Regions from separate parts of the Mus musculus genome. Here regions 2, 3 and 4 are each linked to region 1. A link is a loop called in an ENCODE intact Hi-C map of the cell type or tissue named here. Cell type or tissue: heart. All regions are shown on one strand.

Region 1 (5,000 bases):
CTGGGAAGATTGCTGGACAGCCAGACAATGAAAAGCTCCCCGGTGGCCACTAACTCAGCCCAGGGGGCGGGGCGGGGGCAAGGGAAGAAAGGGGGAGAGGAGTGAACTCCCCTCTCTCCTAAAGCCCCGATCAGCAGCCGCCTCCGGGTCCCTGGCCACAGAGGAGGGGGTCCCAGGAAGGCAAGATTTCTCTAGGAAAGAAAGGAAACTTCCTGGTGCAGGCATTATGGGAAGGGGGCTCGTGCCCTCCCCACCCCCCACACCACAGGTATCTGCGAGGAGTCAAGTGGCTAGAGGAGGAAGATAAGGGTTGTAGAGTGGGGAGGGCAGAGAGCGGCCACTCCTACGCGATTCCCATCGCGTGGACCAGAGGGGTGTCAAACTTCCCAGCGTGGGCTCAGCTGGGTACTGGCACCCAGGAGTTGCCGCGAGCGCCTCAACACGACAGGATCCTGGATGGGGCAAGAGGAGGGAGCGGGCCAAGATAGAGATGGCAGGCCTATGGACAGCCGGTGAGGGCGGCGAGCAGCTGGCTCCCAGAACGTGGACCGCGCCTGCAGGCCGGGGGCGCCGCGGGGCCCGCGCTACTCACCTTCCGGTGCTTCTCCTTGTAGGGCAGCGCCAGCCATGGCATGTCCCGCACGAAGTCCTGCCACTGCCGCTGGTCTTGGTCCGAAGACACGAAGACGATCTCCAGGCGGTGCCGGGGCTCTGGCTCCGCGGCTGCGCCGGCCCCCGCCCCGGCCCCCGGCCCGGCCGCCGCGTCCCCTCGCAGGCGACCGTAGAAGGCGGCCAGGCTGGCGCTGAGCTGCGCGCAGGGGGCGCTCAGGCTGCACCCGAAGTAGAGCCCCAGCAGCGCGATGCCGCGGGCGCCCAGCGAATGCACGTCCACCTCCTCGCCACCGCCCGTCACCAGCTTGTCTCCCAGCAGCTCCTCCAGGAAGCCCGACATCCTGGCCCACCGCAGCCCCGGCACGCGGGCGGGCGGGTGGGCTCGCAACAGCTACCGGCTCGCTGGTCCGCGCGGCGGGCGGAGGCAGCGGCGGCAGCGGAGGCTGAGAGGGGAGCCCCGCCCACCGGGCCGCCCAGCCACTCCCCTCCATAGCCACGCCCCCTCCGTGGCTGGCCCGCGCTGCGCAGGCAGGTCCCTAGCAGCTGGCGTCTTGGCGCGAGCCTCCGGTACGTGGCTAAAGTAAGAAACCTGACCCGAGTTCTACACCAGGACTAGATTGCCTGGACTTAAGGCAGGAGAACGATCCTCCCGGAACTGGCGCTTTCCGAGGCTGCAAAAGGAGCTAAACCGCATCCCTACCCCTTAATTCCTCTCACCTTTCACTTCTAAACCCTCTCCACACTGAAGTTCTGCACCGGTTCTTGCTCTTTTTCCAGCCTCTCCTTCTCCCTTCCCAATACTAACCCTTAAGACATTTTGAACCCCAAAGACCTCATATAAAACTTGTAGGGTTTTAACATCATCACCACCCAATGTCACTATATCAGGCCAGGTCTTGTTCATCAGTCATGTGTGTGTTTTGTGCTTGTTACTATAAGTAGACTGGCGGGCGCCACCTCTCTGTTTCTGATGCCAAGCACAAGAGAGAGAATTCATAAATACTTGTGGGCTGATTACAAGTCACAGTGTGGGATTTCAGTCCACAGGTCGCTGGAACCATTCCCCGATGGGAAATGGCTCTCTTCCATTTCCGTAAATGTATGCAACAGATGGCGCAGCGTTTCCAAATCAGTATTGGCTGCTCTCCTGACTTCATAGCTTATCTCAGGTCTGCTAGTAGTTGAGAGAGAAAAAAAATTTTAACCCCATCTTGAAAGATGCTTTCCAATGCCTAGGAAAGAACCCTGATTAAACAAATGATCTGTGGCAAGTTTCCTAGGCACGAACACAGGACAAAATGTACACTATTACACATACACATGCATACACACATTTTTAAAAAAGAGGACCATTCATGTGTATCAGCTCAGCTACTAACAACAGTGACATTTTAAGAGGAAAACCCAACCACTGGCTATCCTTCATGGCTTTCGAGGTTATTTCTTTCGTATCTGCCGCCATCTAATGGAAGAATGAAAGAGAGAACTCTACCAACACATAAGATGCAAAAGATTAAAGTGAAAGCAGCAGAATGCTTTAATTACACAGGCTTCCTCTACTGTAACACACACACACACACAAACACACACACACAGAGAGCACAAAGTGTATGACACAAGACCATTTAAATTTCAGAATATAACCTCATACTTCTAGTAGAAATGCCCCAAAGTCCTCAGTGTGTTTAAGGTAGAGAGAAAAATTGTTTAAGTTTTCAGGCCTGTAAAATATCATCACATGAACCAATGAAAGTGTTAAAGACAATCTTCACACACTGGTGCCACAAATGGTGGCTCACGCCTTTAATCCCAGCACCCAGGAAGCACATCTTTGTGAGTTTGAGGGCAACCTGGTCTACAACAGCCAGGCTTACACAATGACACCCTGCTTCAAAACACTAAATAAATTGTCTTATTCGTGTGTGTGTGTGTGTGTGTGTGTGTGTGTGTGTGTGTGTATTCATCTGGTATTACAGGGCATTGTGAGACACCCCATACAAATGTAGAGGTCCAAACATGAATTCTCTAGAGCTCTTAACCAAGCTGAGCCATCTCTCCAGCAACCCTAGCATCCTGTTTCTAAAGCCTTAAATTTATGGATATGATGGTGCGTTCCTGTAATCCCAACTGTTAGGAGGGTGAAAGCAAGAGGATCCTAAGTTCCAGGCCAGCCTGTAGGCAGAGGGAGGCTCTGCTTCAAAATAAACTCTTAAAGTGAATTAAAATGTTTCATCTTGGGGCTGGAGAGATGGCTCAGTGGGTAAGAGCACCCGACTGCTCTTCAGAAGGTCCTGAGTTCAAATCCCAGCGACCACATGGTGGCTCATAACCATCTGTAATGAGATCTGACTCCCTCTTCTGGTGCATCTGAAGACAGCTACAGTGTGCTTACATATAATAAATAAATAAATATTAAAAAAAAAGTTTAAAAAATTTCATCTTCCCATCGGAGTCACATTTGAAGTATTCCTGAGTGGGTATGTGATTTCACATGTCTGAAAGCGTGTCAGACAGATAGATATCTGCAGTCAGACATCGTCAAATTCTAAACATATGTGAAAGGAGGCCAGGCATGATGGCCAGATATGCCTTTAGTCAAGGCAGAGTCAAGGCAGATCTCTGTGAGTTCGAGGCCAGCTTGGTCTATATAGCAAATTCCAGGCCAGAGCTATGTAATAAGACCCTGGCTCAGTTCACAAAAATGTGCTTCAACCCAAAGAACAGAGGACCAGGAGCAGAAATAGGCGAGGAAAGGCTCCGGGGGATCGGGAAGTGGGGAAGTCATTACTGAGTTGGTAAACTGGGCGCAAGAGCGGCGTGCAGAGGTCACGTGCTCAGCAGCATCCTTTCATTACTTTACAGGAAAGCAGTTTCCACTGGAGTGTGTCCAAGCCGGCATCTGGCACCTGGGAAAGTGAGAGTCCGAACACACTGCACGTGAAATATAAATACAATTTGGAGAATTGTTGGTGCAGCATGCCTTGGGGAGAAGCCAAAGCCTGCAGCTGCCTTTCAAAGGGGTGTGGCAGGAGGGGGGGGGTTTGCAATGGAAATGATTCCAAACTCATAATTCCAGCGGGTGTTTGATGCTAGAAGCCCAACAAGACTCATTTGGCTTCTTGTAAAGAATTAGTCAACGTCCTCTGGCCTGAAAGAGGTAAGAGACCCACTTAAAGAAACTGTTCCATCCAGGATTTAATTATGTTACATGTCTTAAATTTTGTATTAAAGAAGCACAGCATGCCTAATTTTGTAAGAAATGTGTACTACTTTCTTTTGAAAAATTACAGTTAGAGTCCCATGGTATCATTCAAAATACACACAGAACAAATATATGTTTGCCATCTTTAAGATTCATCAAGCTACCAAGGGTAGCTCAGTGGTAAAGTAACTGCATAGCACCACGCTAAAGGCCCTAAGTTCAATTGCCTAGTACTATAAAGAAAAATTCATAAATCAGGGCTGGCAAGATGGCTCAGCAGGGAAAGGTTCTTGCCATGTGTCTTAGACTTTCTATAAAACACCATAACCAAAAGCAATTTGGAAAGGAATGGGTTTATTCTCTCCACACTTCCACACATCAAAGGCAGTAAAAACAAACAAACAAACAAACAAACAAACAAAAAAACAACTCAAACAGAACAGGAGCTGCTGCAGAGGCCATGGAGGGGGCTGTCTCCTGGCTTGCTCCTCAGCCCCCTTTTTTAAATTTACTTATTTATTTTATGTATATAAGTATTTTCAGAGGGCATTGGATCCTTTTATAGATGGTTGTGAGCCACCATGTAGTTGCCGGGAATTGGACTCAGGACTTCTGGAAGAGCAGTCAGTGCTCTTAACCATTGAGCCATCTCTCCAGCCCCCAGCCTTAGAGAACCTAAGACCACCAGTCTAGGGATGGCATCCCCCACAACAGGGAAGTTCTTCCCACATCAATCACTAATTAAGAAACTGCACTACCGATTTGCCAACGGACCAGGTTTTTTGTTTTTTTGATCTATCTTCTTTGGTTCATTCTTTGGTTCTTTGGTTCTTTCTTTCTTTCCCTCTCAAAACAGGGTTTTTCTGTGTAGACCTCACTGTCCTGAATCACGCTGTAGGCCAAGATGGTCTCGAATTCAGAGATCTGTCTGTCTCTCTGCCTTCCAAGTGCTGGGACCAAAGTCACCAGCACCGACCAGCACCTACAGATCAGTTTTATGGAGGTATTTTCTGTAAAGAATGCCTCTTCCCACGTGCTCTAACATAAATCAAGCTGATGTAAAACTAGCCAGTCCACCATGTGACCCTAGAGAGACACTTGTGTTTGGTCCCTGGAACCTCTGTAAGACTGGAAGGAGAGACTTGATACCACAAAGTTGTCTTCTGACCTCCACATGCATGCTGTA
Region 2 (5,000 bases), 85 kb before region 1:
CGAGAACAACGTCTGGGGCTTATGAGTCATGCTGCAGAGGCACCAGATATTTTCATTATTTAAACTCCTTGCAAGTCAGGGCAAGCAAGAAGGAAGCCACAACATCTGATCTGCTTCTGCAAGAATGAGCTGGATTTGATTGGGAGGTAGGAAAGAGAAGGGGAAGGTATCCAAGTCTGAGCAAGGGGCAGGAAGCCTCCACGCACTGGGAGAACTATAAACTTTTGAGGACTGTAGAAAAGTCCTGGATGCTGTCAGAGAGGGCAGGGGAGCTGTGGGAGGTGATAAGGCAGGAGCCGTATGATCTACCATCACGACTCTAACTTGTTGCATTGTGATAGAAACTACTGAAAACAAGGTTAGACCTACACTAGAAAACTTGAACCAGTGCCTGGGGATACTGTCTGGAGTAGAAGACAGAAGTGACAAAAACTGAACCAGGGGGCAGACTCAGCAGGTAAAGGTGCTTGCTGCTAAATCTGACTACCTGAGTTCTAACCCTGGGACTGGAATGATTGGAAGAAAGAACTGACACCTGTAAGTTGTCCTCTCACCTCCACACATGTACTGTGGCATGTGTGTGTGCACATACAACACACACACTAAATAAATAAATAAATATTTCTTGTTTCTTGTTTTGTTTTGTTTTTTGAGATAGGGCTTTACTCTGTAGCCCTGGCTGTCCTAGACCTTACCTATAGACCAAACTAGCCTTGAACTCACAGAGATCCACCTATCTCTGCCTTCCAAATGCTGAGATTAAAGATATACACCACTGTGTCTGGCAAAAACTTAGGTTTTAAGTTTTTTGGTTTTGTTTTTAGAGAAGTAAAAAAAAAACCTAAGAAATCTGGGCAAAGTGGGCACCTTTAGCCCCAGCATTCAAGAGGCAGAGGCCAGAGGATTATGAGTTTGCGGCTAGCCTGGGTGACACACTGATGCCCTGTTTCCAACAACAGCAACAACACAAAACAAAAATCAAAACTAATAACAATTTCAGTGATGGATGCCATGGCGCATCTGGCAGCCAAGCGACAACTGCACAGTGGAAGGAAGGTCTCACAGAGAAGGGACATCTGAAGGATGACTGACTACAACAGAACCTCATGGCACTGCCATCTGCACAGGGTGAGAGTGGGTGGCATGCTTGCGGAACCCTGGAGCGGATCAGTACGGCGGGGTATAGGGTGCAAAGGTGAGAGCAGGAGAGCCAGGAAGGCTTGCTTGGTGGGAAACTTAAGTCCACACCAAGGGGTTGCTCTTTAAGCCCACCACAGTGAAAGAGGTGTCAAGCAACAGTACTAGAGAAAGGTCATTTGGGAACAATGTAGAGGGGTGGGAGCGGAGGTTGGTAGGTTCATTAAGGGACTACTGAACGACCTGTGCCCTGACCTAGTTATGTTCAGAGAATGGGAGGAAACGAGTTGAGAAACAGTACAGTTTGTGGCTCTGCTAAATGCATCAGTGCGACACAGCTACAAGTATCAATCAGGGGCTGGAGAGACGGCTCAGAAGATAAGAGCACTGGCCACTCTTCCAGGGCCAGGGTTAGATTCCCAGCATCCACATGGCAGCTCACAACCATCTGTAACTCCAGCCCCACAAGATCTAATGTGCTCTTCTGACGTCCGTGGGCACTGCAAACACATGGTGCACAGACACACAGGCAAGCAGAAATAACCATATGCATAAAAATAGAGGTTAACCAGTCCACTGGTCAAGACCTCATATATTTTGAATGTGTAGAAGGAGGAAGGGAGGAAAGGAGAGAAGAGGGAAGGAGGGAAGAAGCAAGCAAAGTGTCTTGAGGGGAAAACTGGTGGGAATGATTTTAGTCACTGACTCAAAACACTTGAGATTCCTCTGTGAACAGACAAAGACACTACTTGTTCACTAATGTCAGGGATGCCCAACATAAAATCCTCACCTAAATTTGGCTGAAGTGGGCTGAACTTTGGTTCCTGGTTAGAGTCCGTCAGTAGGGACTGTCTCTATAGGTGCCTCTTCCTGCCAACCAGCAGGGGTCAGCAAAAAGAATGATTCAAAGAAAGAACCTGGCTAAGCCAGGGCTGGTCCAAGCCAAAAGTCTCTAGAAACTTCTCACAGGTATGGAATCCAACCACAGTCCCCACGGCAGGGAGGAACTGTGTTGAGCCAAGAGGAATGAGCTGAACAGAGACACTGAGAGCCCCCAATGCTGACGAAAGAACTTAGGAGTTATGCTCGGTTTGGTTAAGGAGGAACTCTACTTTCGTTCCAAGCATAGTTCCACAAGTACCAAGTTCAAGGGTGAGGTTTCTCTGAAGGATTTTCTTTCTTAATCCAATAAATAAAAACCAGTGAGATCATAGTGGGTTTTATTCAAGTGATCCCCCTACACACCAGTGCTCATGTAGCACCCAGGGCCTCGTGTACAAAGCCAAATGTTCTTCGACACCTCTAATACCAAGAAGCGATTCTAGTAACGGAACACTGAAATGTCTTCAGCTTCCTTGGAGCTCACATCCTAGTGCCTTGAGAGTATCATTCTTTCTGGGGAAGAGGGTTTCTCTACATCCTCAAATATAAAATGATAGAAGTGACTTTGAACTGTGTACCTTTGAACTTTGAAGCTGAGGTTCATGACCGGGCTCTGATTAGGAACGCATTGAAGGAAGAATAGGATCTTAATTACTTCGCTGTGGCCCCTTAAGCCTTTCTTAGTAAACTAATGAGTTATACTTTTCCTTGAGAGAAAATCTTGGAAACGACTCATTTCCCCAACAGGGCAGCGTTATCTACCATTCGTATGTGGGAGAGTTTAAAAAAAAAAAAAAGTTTGAGTCTAGCTTAGCTAGGCCAGGAAGAAAATTAAAAGTAAGTATTTATTTTCTTATTAAGGTTAATCAGACTCAGAGAGGCCACCAAAAGAAAACACAGACTCTAAGGAGTGACCCCAAGTTGACAGACACCTCCTCCCCTGACCCCAACAACTACTCAAGGCAAAGGAAGCAATCAGAAAGGGAAAGGAAGAGCAGTTGTCTGCGTCATGAAGGGGCAGAGCTTGGCATTTGTCATTCCAAGGGTTTAGAGCAGACTATCATTTGGGCCCAACGGTCAAGGCTGACTGTGGCAAGCGTGGCCACACAAGCCTATAATCTCAGCACTGGAGAGGCTGAGGCATAAGGGGAGTAGGTCTCAGGGTAGCCGGGACTATATGGCAAGACCATTTCCCAAGAAGAAAGAAAAGAAGGAGGAAGAAGAGGAAGAGGAAGAAGAAGAGGAGGAAGAGGAAGAGACAGAGTAGGCAAACGATAGATAAGCTGACTGTGAAGGGCAGGTACTTTCAAATCAAAAGCAAGTGTGGCTGAAACAGACTATCAAAATGAAGTTCTTATCTATGAACCTCACAGCCTAGACTTAAACTCCAAAGACTGCCTAGACCAAGCTCTGCTGGCTCAGAGCTCTCCTTCCTCTCTGTCCTGCAGATGCCAGGGAGCTGAGCTTACTGAGTGCACATGGGGGTCAGGAGTTAGGACAAAGAGCAGACAGGCAAGGTAATGAATGGCTGTTTTATCTCTAGGTGGTCACAAGCTATAAAAAGAGATTCAAAGCAAGTCTTTTAGGTAACTGGAAAGAAACATGAAGGGATTTAGCAGAGATCTGGAATATTTAGTATCTTGTTTAGGAGGCTATTCCTGTAGGTATACCAGTTGTCCAAACACAATGAACATACTCAAGAGCTATGATTTGCTGGGCGTGGTGGCGCATGCCTTTAGTCCCAGCACTCGGGAGGCAGAGGCAGGTGGATTTCTGAGTTCGAGGCCAGCCTGGTCTACAAAGTGAGCTCCAGGACAGCCAGAGCTATAAAGAGAAACCCTGTCTCAAAAAACCAAAAAACAAAACAAAACAAAACAAAACAAAAAAAACAAAACCAAACAAACAAACAAACAAACAAAAAAAGAGCTATGATTTTGCAAAGCATGGTGAAGTAGACCTCTAATTCCAGCACTGGAGAGGCAGAGGCGGGTGGACCTCTGTAAGTTCAAAGCCAGCATGGTCTCCATAGCCTGTTCCAGACCAGCCAGTGTTACATCATAAGACCCTGTCTCAAAACCCAATAACTCTTCTCCTCGTCTTTCTCTGCAGGCACACATACACACTCTCTCGATTTCTCTTTCCCCTCTGCCTCTCTCCCCACTGTGACTTCCTTGGCCTCAATCCTTAGGGCCAGTGAACTCGCCTGAGAATAGCTTCCCAATAAACCTGCCTTTAATATAATCTAAACAAACAAACAAACAAACAAACAAGCAAACAAGCAACAAAACCATTTGTTCCTCTAAGAATGTAAGTAACAAAGAATTCCAGAGCCTATGTACGGTGCCTATCTTCTGGGCGTTCTTTTCATGGGGGATGCTACCTCCTTCCCTGTCTTTTTTCACTATTGTTCTTTGTCTCAGTGAATGATACCAAATGTGCTCCACCCAGTTTCCCAAGCCAGAAAATTAGGATTCCTTCTACTGCCCTCTTCCTCACATCTGCAATCCCATAGACAGCTCCTGAATCCACTCTTTGCCTCCAGCTCAGTCTGGACCTGAGTTGCTGTCCCTACCTCCTGACCATCTGTTCTCCACAGCACTGCCTCCCGGATAAGGTCCTGGTGTTGTTCCCCATCACTTCGAGGATAATGACCAAACTCCTCAGCCAGATGCTCAACAGTGGTGCCTTCCCTTTCTGCAGCAAGCAGCTCTGTTAAAGCTCTCAAGCTGTCTATAGCACCCACCAACCACCCTCCCCCTACTATTCTCCCCTCACCCTCATAAACATGCCTACCCAACTTGTAACCTTCCTCAGGACTTGGATCAGAGTGACCTGTTTTTAGAAGTCCCTCTCCTAGGTGTCCTCTGCCTCCCTCCCTCTGCTTCACTTGGTAGGGCTCACACACTTAACTGATGGCTTTTTGTGACAGGGTCAGGCTCTGGGTACAAGCACATGACATGTGTCAGCTCATTTAATAGCAA
Region 3 (5,000 bases), 130 kb before region 1:
CTGGAGTCACCTAGGAGATAGGGAACACAGCTCTGCAGGACATCTGTAAGGGCATCTCTACAGAGGACCAGCTAAGGGAGAAGACTTACTCTGAATGTGCATGGGCCATTCCACGGGCTATGGCCAGGACAGAATAAAGTGCAGAAAAGGCAGAAGTCTGCAGAGCGTCAGCATCCCCCCATCCCCCGTGCCTCCTGAGCCATCAAGCTGAGATCTGAGGGACTCTGAAGCTGAGACCCATGGCAAATCTGTCCCTCCGCAAGCTGTGTCTGCTAGGAGCAGCATCACAGCCATGAACCACTGCCTAACACAGGCCAAAAGGAAAAACCCATCGTCATCAGAAGAGGCTAGCACTGATGGACAACAAAGTCTAAACCCAGGAGAGCCCTGGCTCTCAACCAGCCTACCAGTGTGTCTTGACTGTAGTGGCTTGAAAGGCCTTTAGTCACAAGCTAGGGAGACTGTGGCATGGCCTTGAAGACTGTGATGATGGAAGAAACCTCTTGTCCACTGAACAAAGAGACAGTCACGTCTCCTTTAGGTAGAACACTGAGTCATTTTCAGAGCAAGGAAACTCAATCCCACAGGTGGAAAAGTCAAGGCACAACTCCATATATTTCTGTTTATTTTTGTAGTGCAGGGATGGAACTTAAGCAAGCACCTACCTTCCAGTTTAACTCTGGAACTGCCAGTCAAGTACTTCCCCAAGAAAGAGCCCATTTGGCTAGACAGGGCAGCATGGGGGGTTGGGTGGGTGGAGGGGTGTTCATCTGACAAAGCGAGCATCTAGTTTGTTCTGCGATATTCTTTCTTTCTGAACATCACTGTAATGCAAATCTGGTGGTTGACTCTTAGTGGAAATGTCTTCAACTGAAAGGTAGTAGGAGTGCAACACACACACACACACTCACACACACACACACACACACACACTCACACACACACTCACACACACACACACACACACACACACACACTCACGCACATGCACGTGCTCACAGGGAAGAAGCATTTCATCTCTATCACTCTATTACTTCTTAGTGATTTTCTTTTTTTTCTCTCTCTCTTTCTTTCTTTCTTTTTCTTTTTTTTTAACTTTTTTTTTTTTTAAACTTTTTTTTTTTTTTTTTTTAAGATCCATTCATTTATTATATGCAAGTACACTGTAGCTGTCCTCAGACACTCCAGAAGAGGGAGTCAGATCTCGTTATGGATGGTTGTGAGCCACCATGTGGTTGCTGGGATTTGAACTCTGGACCTTCAGAAGAGCAGTCGGGTGCTCTTACCCACTGAGCCATCTCACCAGCCCTTTCTTTCTTTTTCTTTTCTTTTCTTTTCTTTTTTTTTTTTTTTTTTTTTTTTGGTTTTTCGAGACAGGGCTTCTCTGTGTAGCCCTGGCTATCCTGTAACTCATTCTGTAGACCAGGCTGGCCTCGAACTCAGAAATCCGCCTGCCTCTGCCTCTGCCTCTCAAGTGCTGAGATTAAAGGCGTGCGCCACCACTGCCCGGCTCTTAGCGATTTTCTGTCAGAGGTTCATCATGTGTGACTTGCAGAGGAGGAACAGAGGCTCAAGCACCCCAAGTGATAGAACCCAAGATCCCCCTTTAGTATGACAGGGGACCTGGGAGGGAGCGCTGGTCTAGGGACTCGGGAGTATGTGCGTCACAGGCCATTCATGTCAGAAGCCACTAGGAAAGGGGATGAGAAGTAGCTGTCCTACCAGAACAAGTACTTAAAACAACAAGCCCATCCCACACCTCCAACACAATCGCTGTAATGAGGTGCCAGCCATGTTACACACCATAAAATTCACCCCAAGAGCCAGGCGGTGGTGGCGCACGCCTTTAATCCCAGCACTTGGGAGGCAGAGGCAGGTGGATCTCTCTGAGTTCAGGGACAGCCTGGTCTACCAAGTGAGTTCCAGGACAGCCAGGGCTACACAGAGAAACCCTGTCTCGAAAAACCTAAAAAAAAAAAAAAATTATTTTACTTTAAAAAGTATGTGTGTGTGCTTGTGTACTTGAGTGTGTTTACACGTGTGTGTGTATTTGTGTGTATGTGAGTATGTATGTGTGTGTATTTGTGTGTATTTGTGTGTATGTGAGTGTGTGTGTGTGTGTGTGTGTGTGTGTGTACACCCAAGGAAACTAGAAGAGGCTGTGAGACTTCCTGGAGCTGCAGTTACAGGTTGCCATGAGCCTCGTGACATGAATTCTGGGAAGTGAACCAGGCCCTATGCAAGAGCAGTCAACCCCTCAAACACTGAGCCGTTTCTCCAGTCTCCAGCCCCCAAATTAAAAAAAAAATATTTTGTTTTTGTTTCAATTTTTTGAGACAGAGTTTCTCTTTGTGGCCCTGGCTGTTCTAGAACTCACTCTGTAGACACATGCTTTAAACTACCCATCTCTTCCTCCTGAGTGTTGGGACTAAAGGCATGTGCCACGACTGCCTGGCCCACGTAATGTTTAAAAAATGTCAGGAACATGAACACTCACAAAAGCAAAGCCTAGTTGTTTGTTTGTTTGTTGGTTGGCTTTGGTCCTTCTGAAACAGCCCCCCATGTAGCTCAGGCTGGCATAGAACTAACACACCACCTGCCCCTGCCTCCCACGCTCTGTTTCTGAGATGTTCTTTCTCTGCCTAAAAGGAGGCCAGGGCTATGGAGAGCCCAGGTGGGCAGGTTTCCGTCCAGGCCGCACAAGAGTCCAGGCCTGGGACTCCTACCTTGGATTCCATACAGTCGGTTGAGACGAGACCGCCGGGCCTCATCAGTGTAGGGGACAGCGAGCCATGGCATCTCACTAAAGTACTGTTTGAAAGACTCCTCTGACCTGCAGAAAGAGGAGGAGAAAATGTCTTCATCCTGTGTGCATCTCCACTTGGTCCTTCCCCATATTATCAAGTTGTACTGGCTCCTATCGGGTTGGGGTTCCTAGCGTAGCTCCTCCGGTCCCAAGCTGCTCATCAAGAAGCAAATGACTCCATCCACCAGGTGGCTCCCAAACTAAAAAGACAGCCAGGCCATGCTTCCTACCAATTTTACCCATGCCCAACATATCATCAGCGTGGACACATTTGATTTTTTTTTTTTTTTTGTAAAGACTTGATTTGATTTGTGTGCACTTGTTTGTGTGTGTTTCTGTGTGGGGGAGGGGGTGGAGTGGGGGAAGCCAGGAAGGGACACTGGACCCCTTGTGGCTGGAGTTATGGGTGTTTGGTGTTTGTGAGCTGCTCCCTAGAGGTGTAGGTGCTAGAGTGAGAACTCTGGTCCTCTGATGGAGCAGTCAGTGCTCTCAACCACAGAGCTATCTCTCCAGCCCCAACACACTTGACTTTTACAGCAGGCCTGGACACACACCACAGTTGTATTCCCTGTGTATGTGTGGTGTGTAAGGAACTACACAGTAGGCACCAAGCCTACACCTATGACTATACGCTGAGAAGCAACAGGGAAAGAGAGCATGCTTTAGTTATAGAAAGCACGTTAGGGCTGAGCTATGTGGATGTACAATGACCAGGGAAGGCACAAAGGAACCTTGCAGTGATGGAAATGCTCTGTATCTTGATTGGGTGACAATAATGACACAGTAAACACATAGGGCAGAGCTCACTGGATGGAAAAACCCAAAACAGATGCGATTTATTTCTATAGAAGCTGTGTTTCAATAGAGGTGGTGCTGTTTAAAACAAAGCTTTAGATGTCTTCAGGCTGGTCTCGGGTCCCTTGCACTGAGACAGGGAATTGTGGGTTGGGGCCATGAGGCATCAGACAGCACAGGAAGTACAATGTCAAAGCTACAGTGTGGCATCTTGAGAGTGTTCTGTGACCAGGGCCTAGCAGAAGCCGCTGCTCCCTCAGTCTGAATCTTGGCTGGGGTTTCTAAGCTGAAGAGATGGGATGAGGAGAAGCGGGGACGCCCGAGGCTTAGAGGGACAGAGATCTGGGAAACTACACTCCTTGCTTGTGTGATTTCTTATCCACGTGCATTGATGAAGTCCTAGACCAAGTACATGACCAGATCCGTGCAAACACACAGTCACATGGTGCCAGTCTCGGGCTCATCTCCATCCTCCGCCCTGTATTTCCTTCACAATCTAGAAAGCTGAACCAAAAATGCATCTTGATTTCCACTGACACTACAGTGCACTGGGAAGGGCCTCAGTGTTTGCAGGAAGGCTTACCTCAGCTAATATCCTAGAGCTATCTTCCCCGACCCTTCTCCACGGCCTACACTGAGGAAGACATATGAGGCAAAGACACCTGTGTAAGCCGTTACTGGAAAAGTGGTGTAAGCCCACGCTTCAAGGACACATCGTACCTGTCTGCACTAACGAAGATGATCTCAAACTCCTGGCCTGCCTCCTTGATCTTCCGGTAGGATTCCACCAGCACTCTGGTAAGGCTTCGGCAGGGTGGACACTGAAAGACAAGAGCCCTTGCCATGTGACATGTCTTCTCTACCTCTAGCCATTTGCCACTGGAGGCCAGGTGAGAAGACCTGGGTAGGTCTGGGATGGCCAAACCCAATTTGTCTGAGAGACAGAAGTAAGCTTTTGCCTCTTCATGGTAATCAGTATGCACAGCCGAGGCCCAGGCTACCTGCAGGAGGCGGCAAAGAGATCCCTCCCCTTTCGGAGCCTGAGAAATCTTGTCTAGGTGGATAGATGGCTGAGGAGAGGCTGTATCTTTGTTGCCTTCGTCACTGGCAGCATGAGCATTTACTGTCATCAACGGGTAAGGAAAGGCAAGGCCAGGGAACTTCCCTTCCGTCAGAGCCTCCCAGCCCAGAGGCCAAGCCCTCAAGCACAGAGGTGACTCTGCTGTTCCCTTCTGTCTAAACCCAGGAGAGGCCAAACACTCACCCAGTGTGCAGAGAAATAGACTCCCACGTGAGACCCCTCCAGGCTGCTGCTCTCCAGCGACTGCCCGTTATTTCTAAGCAAGGGCCCCGCAATAACTTCCCGGAAGGGTTTAGGTCCCCAAGGGAATTCCAGACC
Region 4 (5,000 bases), 72 kb before region 1:
TGATGAGCTTGTTATTTGTGTCGGCTCTCCGTTGCTGTAACAACATATCTCAGATAATCAACTTAAAAAGAGGAAAGGTTTACTTTGGCTCAGGGGTTTGGAGGTTTTACACAATGGTCAGGTGGCCCTTGGCCTTTGGGCCTGTGGGAGGCAATACTTAATGGAGGGAGTGGAGAGTGGAGAAGTGCTCACCTGGTGAAGCCTGGGAAGCCAGAGGAAAACAGGAAGGGCTAGAGAACAAAGATCTCCTGGAAGGGTATTCCACTCCTACCCCATGACAGGAAGGCCCCCTACTAGGTCCTACCTTTTAAAGATGTCCCCACATTCCCACAGTACCCAGTTGGGGTGAAGCCTTTAACACTTGGGCCCCTAGGGAACATTCCAGATAGAATGGATCTAGAAGTACAGCTTAGTAGTAAGGGCTTGCCTTGAGTTCAGAGTTACCCACAGGCTCTGGTGAAGACTGAGAGACAGGCGCCCCAACAGACACGGACTCCTGCTTTGTAGCACCTGCTTGAACACACTCCTTCCACCAGAATGCACAGCTGAGATGTGATTACAGTGTGCTCAAATCCATCTTTTCGGTCCCACTGGCAGCCAAACAGATGCCCTGAGGGCTGTCCCTAAACCCCCACTCTCCTAATTACCTGACTTACTTTCCTTTACTGGAGCCCTTTATAACTTCACCTCCCCTAAGAAAAGAACGAGATGCAACAGCACACACCCCAGGAGAAAGAAATCCCGAGGGTCGTAACCCACCATACAAGGCAAGGATGAGAACAGAGCAGCAAACATTACCTAAAGTGGCTACAACTGGGGATACAGCTCCTCATGGCTCACCCCGGTTGTCAGCCTGACTGCACCCAGTAGTGCCCAGGCGAGGGAGGCTCACCGGAGATGTTGTATGGGTGTGGTAGCATTTCCAGGGAGGAAGACTAGCCCTGAATGTGGGCCAGCACCCACCCACACCCATACTGTGGACTGAAGGGAAAGGAGGAGGCCCACCTGCAAAGCCACACCCATTCTGCCCCCTGGCCGCTCTAGGGACTTTCTCTCTGCCTCACCCTTCCTCCAGGACCGGGGCCAGCTGACCACAGAATGAAACCTGTCCAACAATGAATCCAAATCAGACCTTTCTCTCGTAAGCTGATTCTGTTGGGCATTTTATTACAGCAATGAAAAACGCACAGCTCAGAAATAACTAATCTCTAACGTCACTCTTTTCCTCTCTCAACATTGTCAATACCCTCTGATGCAAAACTTTTAGAACCATGGGTCTATATAGGCTGTTCCAGAATCTCCCGGGGCTGTTGGAAGGATTAAGTTGGCTTGTGTCTATATCCCTTTGAACATGGAGTCTGGCACATAGAACAGGCTTAAAACCAGATGGTTTTAGCTGTTACCTTAGCGTTTCCACTTCACTTTAGGCTGAAATCTGCAGTCACGGAACCGTTGAGCCCTCTACCTCACCTCGCTCACACCAGTACGGTATGGAATCGGAATTGGGTTCAGTGAACTGGGTTCCCAGTGATTGCCTTTCTTATCCAGTTTCAAATGCTATACCTTTGGCCAACAGACACTGGAACCTCGCCAGGCTTCTGAGACAATGTTATGGACCCGCCTGTCCTGATTATTCACACACATCCTCCTGACCTCCAAATGCTACATATCAGTCTCTCCTTTTCTTCAAAGCTTGACTACCTAACTTACACCTTTCATGGAGCCGTCCCCATGGTAGGTGAATACAGATCAGCAATGGAAACTGCAGCCTGGGCAGCAATGCTGTCACTGGTCACACACACACACACACACACACACACACACACACACACACACACACACACACACACACACACGAGCTTTCAGGAAAGCCATGGGAAACCCAGGGCTGCCGTGCCGGGCAAACTAATTGCTGTGGGAGAATGCAAACTGCCGTCAGAAGCTGAGAGGCCAGGCTGGAGGCAAGCCCAAGTTTGGCTCACCTGAGAGCGAGAATGGTCAGTTTTGGGGAAAGGGAGGTACAGTGAGGGTTCTGGTGGGAAAAGCAGCTTGGAGGAGACCTGGAGATGTTGAACTGGGCTGGGCATTGGCTGGGCTTTGTGGGAGAGTACTTGTTCAGCATGGGCAAGAGTTCTCGTCAAAATCCTGTCACTGAGACTGGGAAAGGCAGGGAGACAATAACAGGCAGCGGTGGCCTGGCTTTCTAAAATGGACAAATGACAAGCAAAAGAAAGCACACGATGGGGGTGGTGCTTAATTTCTTCTTAAAAGCACCTTGCAGGGTCAGCCACAGTTTTAGCTTATCAGTCAGACAGAGAAAAGCAATCACTTAACTTAATAAGGGAAGGAAGAGAAGTGCCAGGCAGCCTCGTTGATACTCCGCATGCTTCCGCCGACATGGAAAGGAAATGGAGAAATTACCGACAGTGCAACCTATCAGCTTCCTAATGCCTCGTCCCTGGTGACCAGCAACGATTTCTTCCACTCGGCGTTAAATGAATTCCTCTCTCACTATTACTTAAGGACAACTTGACACTCTGCATCTAGAAAGTTCTCTGGATGTTCAGCTTGCTGGCCAGTATGTAATTTCAAATAACAACTCACTCACTGACAGGAATGTCTTTCCTCCCAGACATTTGTCTTTGTGCCTATCAGTCCATCAGTCCCCCTCTAAGCCACTCTGAGGGGTTGCTGCCCTCTCCCATGACTCAGGGCTTCTCATTTCTTCTCAGGGTGGCAATGGTTCTCTGTACATTGTACGACATTTATAGCTCTCCTGTCTTTCATCACCCTGGCCTTCCAGAGTCTAGACAAATATCCTCAAGGGGCAACTTGAGAGGCACTGACCTGGTTCTGTACATTGTGTTTTTTTAGCAAAACACACTCCTCCCAGTCCCCTAGTGCCTGGGACACACTGGTCCCATCTTTGGCTCTCAGGTCAACAGAAGAAGCTAGTCAGGAAGTCGATTCCTCTGAAAGACAGCTTTTCTTCCCCAGTCTCCCTTCCAAAGAAGGGCTGGGCTAGAATGCCTTCTCTACACCTGGTTATGAATGTGCACCTGGCCCTATGTATGCACCTGGCCCTGGGTGTGCAGCTGGCCCTGGGTGTGCAGCTGGCCCTGGGTGTGCAGCTGGCACTGTGTGTGCAGCTGGCTCTGTGTGTGCAGCTGGCCCTGGGTATGCAGCTAGCTCTGTGTGTGTACCTGGCTCTGTGTGTGCACCTGGCCCTGTGTGTGCACCTGACCCTGTGTGTGCACCTGACCCTGGGTGTGCACCTGACCCTGCACATGCTTTTGTTACAGCACCTGAGTCACAGCATCACCCTCACCTCCTCCCTTCATGTAATACCTTACCTGACCATTTGTTAGCTCAACACATGGTCGAGTGTTGGGGACATTTGGGCTCAATCAACAATAGTATATACAGGAGCGCGGTGGCTATTAATTAGAGCAATAATGAAAATAAAGGAGCTGGTGAGATGGCTCGGCCTTTAAAGGCACTTGATGCAGGAGCCTGGCAACCTAAGTTCAATCCCTGGATCCTACATAGAGGTGGAGGGAAATGGACTTCAAAAAGTTGTCCTTTGACCTCCACTTATCCAGTGGCATCCATGAAAACACAGACACACACACACAAACACACTAAAGTTTTTTAAATATATAAGGCAGTCAGTAAATAGGGAAACTGAGGCTTGGGAACAATGGCTTTCTCATGGCCATGGAGAGCCAGGTTCCTGAATCCCCACACATTACTGTCTCTTACAGGCACAGACAGACACAGGCTAGGGAAAATGCTCAGAGAAACGCTCGGTTCCAAGGAGGCTGTAGGCAGGTCATGGGCAGCACATGAGATTCTCCTTGGTGGGAAAGGGAAGATGGTTGAGTTTATTCACAAGCAAGATGAATCTCCTAGTTCAAGGAGAAAAAAAAAATGGCATTCATTTGACAAATTCTTGACACTGGGAAGGGCCTCCACATTAGCACTTTATTAACAAAGCTTTTAAAAAATCACTCAAAAACTGATGTCTATAAAGAGGGTGGCCAACGAATGCATGTCTTTTTCTCTTAAAGGACAAAGAGGTTTGTGGTGTTGAAACACTCAGGCTCATTCTGCAGTGATGTTCACAGGGATCCAGCCCCTGGGCTGGAACAATCTTCCGAGAGGTGATGGGAACATGTGCGGACTTCAGAGAGAGACGGAGTCTTCAGTCTGCTCCTGGCCACTTAACCTCAATCCCCAACCTCACCATCCATAAACCCCAGGGAACCCGGCAGGGGATAGCATCCAAGTTAAGTGATGCTGGCTCCTTTCCTTCTGCACTTTAGTCCAGGGGAGAACCTTGGCCTGACTTACGCCTCTCACGGAGACCCCCAGCCCTGCCAGACTCTAAATGATGCTAAAACACAGAGCACGTCCACCCTTCAGCGGCAGGCGTGGTGTTCAAGGGCACATTCCAGGGGAGGCCTGGAAGTTGTGGGCACACCAACAGTGATAGGGGCAGTCTGAGTCACTCACTGTCCTACTAACGTTTAGGGTGACATTGCACCCTGGACTCGGTACTCCAGGCACTTCCACCTGGAAGCCGGACAGTGGTACCCAGTGGGGGCTTCGGCTCCCCTCTGCCATCTCCCAAAATATCCCTAGGTTTTCAGTTCCAGGTGTAGAGTCAAGGTTAAACCTGAAACCAGAAGAAAGTATTTCTACCACAAACCCACTCCTCACTGACTATAAACTAGCCGCCGCTCACACAGGCATCGAGAAGAAATCTCTCTCGGCTCCTAATGTAAAACTCAACTGTTGCTCAGTAACTCAGAAACCATGGAGACAACAGAACAAGGTTGTTCCTGTGTCAGAGATGATGCCGGGGGCCTCGCATCTACCTGGTAAGTCTTCTGACACTGAGCTACGTGAGTGGCCCCTTAGAGGGAAAAATTAACACTGGGGCCAGAAAGATAGCTCAGTCTGAAACCTTCTTGCCTCCCAAGCACAAGGACCTGAAG

Evidence for each region. Peaks named below come from ENCODE experiments on the same cell type or tissue, not always from the same donor. Only the 100,000 strongest peaks of a DNase experiment are listed, where the experiment ranks them.
Region 2: it touches region 1 in a loop (4-fold over the local background); 12 of 42 quality-filtered maps call a loop at or near these places.
Region 3: it touches region 1 in a loop (3-fold over the local background); 12 of 42 quality-filtered maps call a loop at or near these places.
Region 4: a loop joins it to region 1, with 3 times the contacts of the local background. A loop is called at or near these places in 12 of 42 quality-filtered maps.

What each region holds. Positions count from the first base shown.
Region 1 is chr11:76,398,109-76,403,108 of GRCm38, forward strand. It overlaps Nxn (nucleoredoxin), which reads right to left and starts at 1,033. Exons shown (of 8, transcript NM_008750.5): 1 at 593-1,033. The coding sequence starts at 952. In heart, CTCF peaks have their summits at 876 and 2,077 (motif pointing left); DNase peaks (open chromatin) are centred at 93, 1,083 and 1,663; H3K4me3 peaks cover 2,021 bases; H3K27ac peaks cover 1,822 bases.
Region 2 is chr11:76,312,911-76,317,910 of GRCm38, forward strand. The region is part of intron 1 of Nxn (nucleoredoxin); the gene reads right to left. Among named protein-coding and RNA genes, the nearest start is that of Mrm3, 72 kb to the left of the region's middle. In heart, a CTCF peak has its summit at 2,003 (motif pointing right); DNase peaks (open chromatin) are centred at 161 and 1,421.
Region 3 is chr11:76,269,650-76,274,649 of GRCm38, forward strand. It overlaps Nxn (nucleoredoxin), which reads right to left. Exons shown (of 8, transcript NM_008750.5): 3 at 4,866-4,999; 4 at 4,322-4,422; 5 at 2,727-2,833. Among named protein-coding and RNA genes, the nearest start is that of Mrm3, 28 kb to the left of the region's middle. In heart, CTCF peaks have their summits at 3,000 (motif pointing right) and 4,615 (motif pointing right); no DNase peak of the experiment used is centred here.
Region 4 is chr11:76,325,910-76,330,909 of GRCm38, forward strand. The region is part of intron 1 of Nxn (nucleoredoxin); the gene reads right to left. Among named protein-coding and RNA genes, the nearest start is that of Nxn, 71 kb to the right of the region's middle. In heart, no CTCF peak of the experiment used is centred here; a DNase peak (open chromatin) is centred at 972; H3K4me3 peaks cover 439 bases; H3K27ac peaks cover 2,415 bases.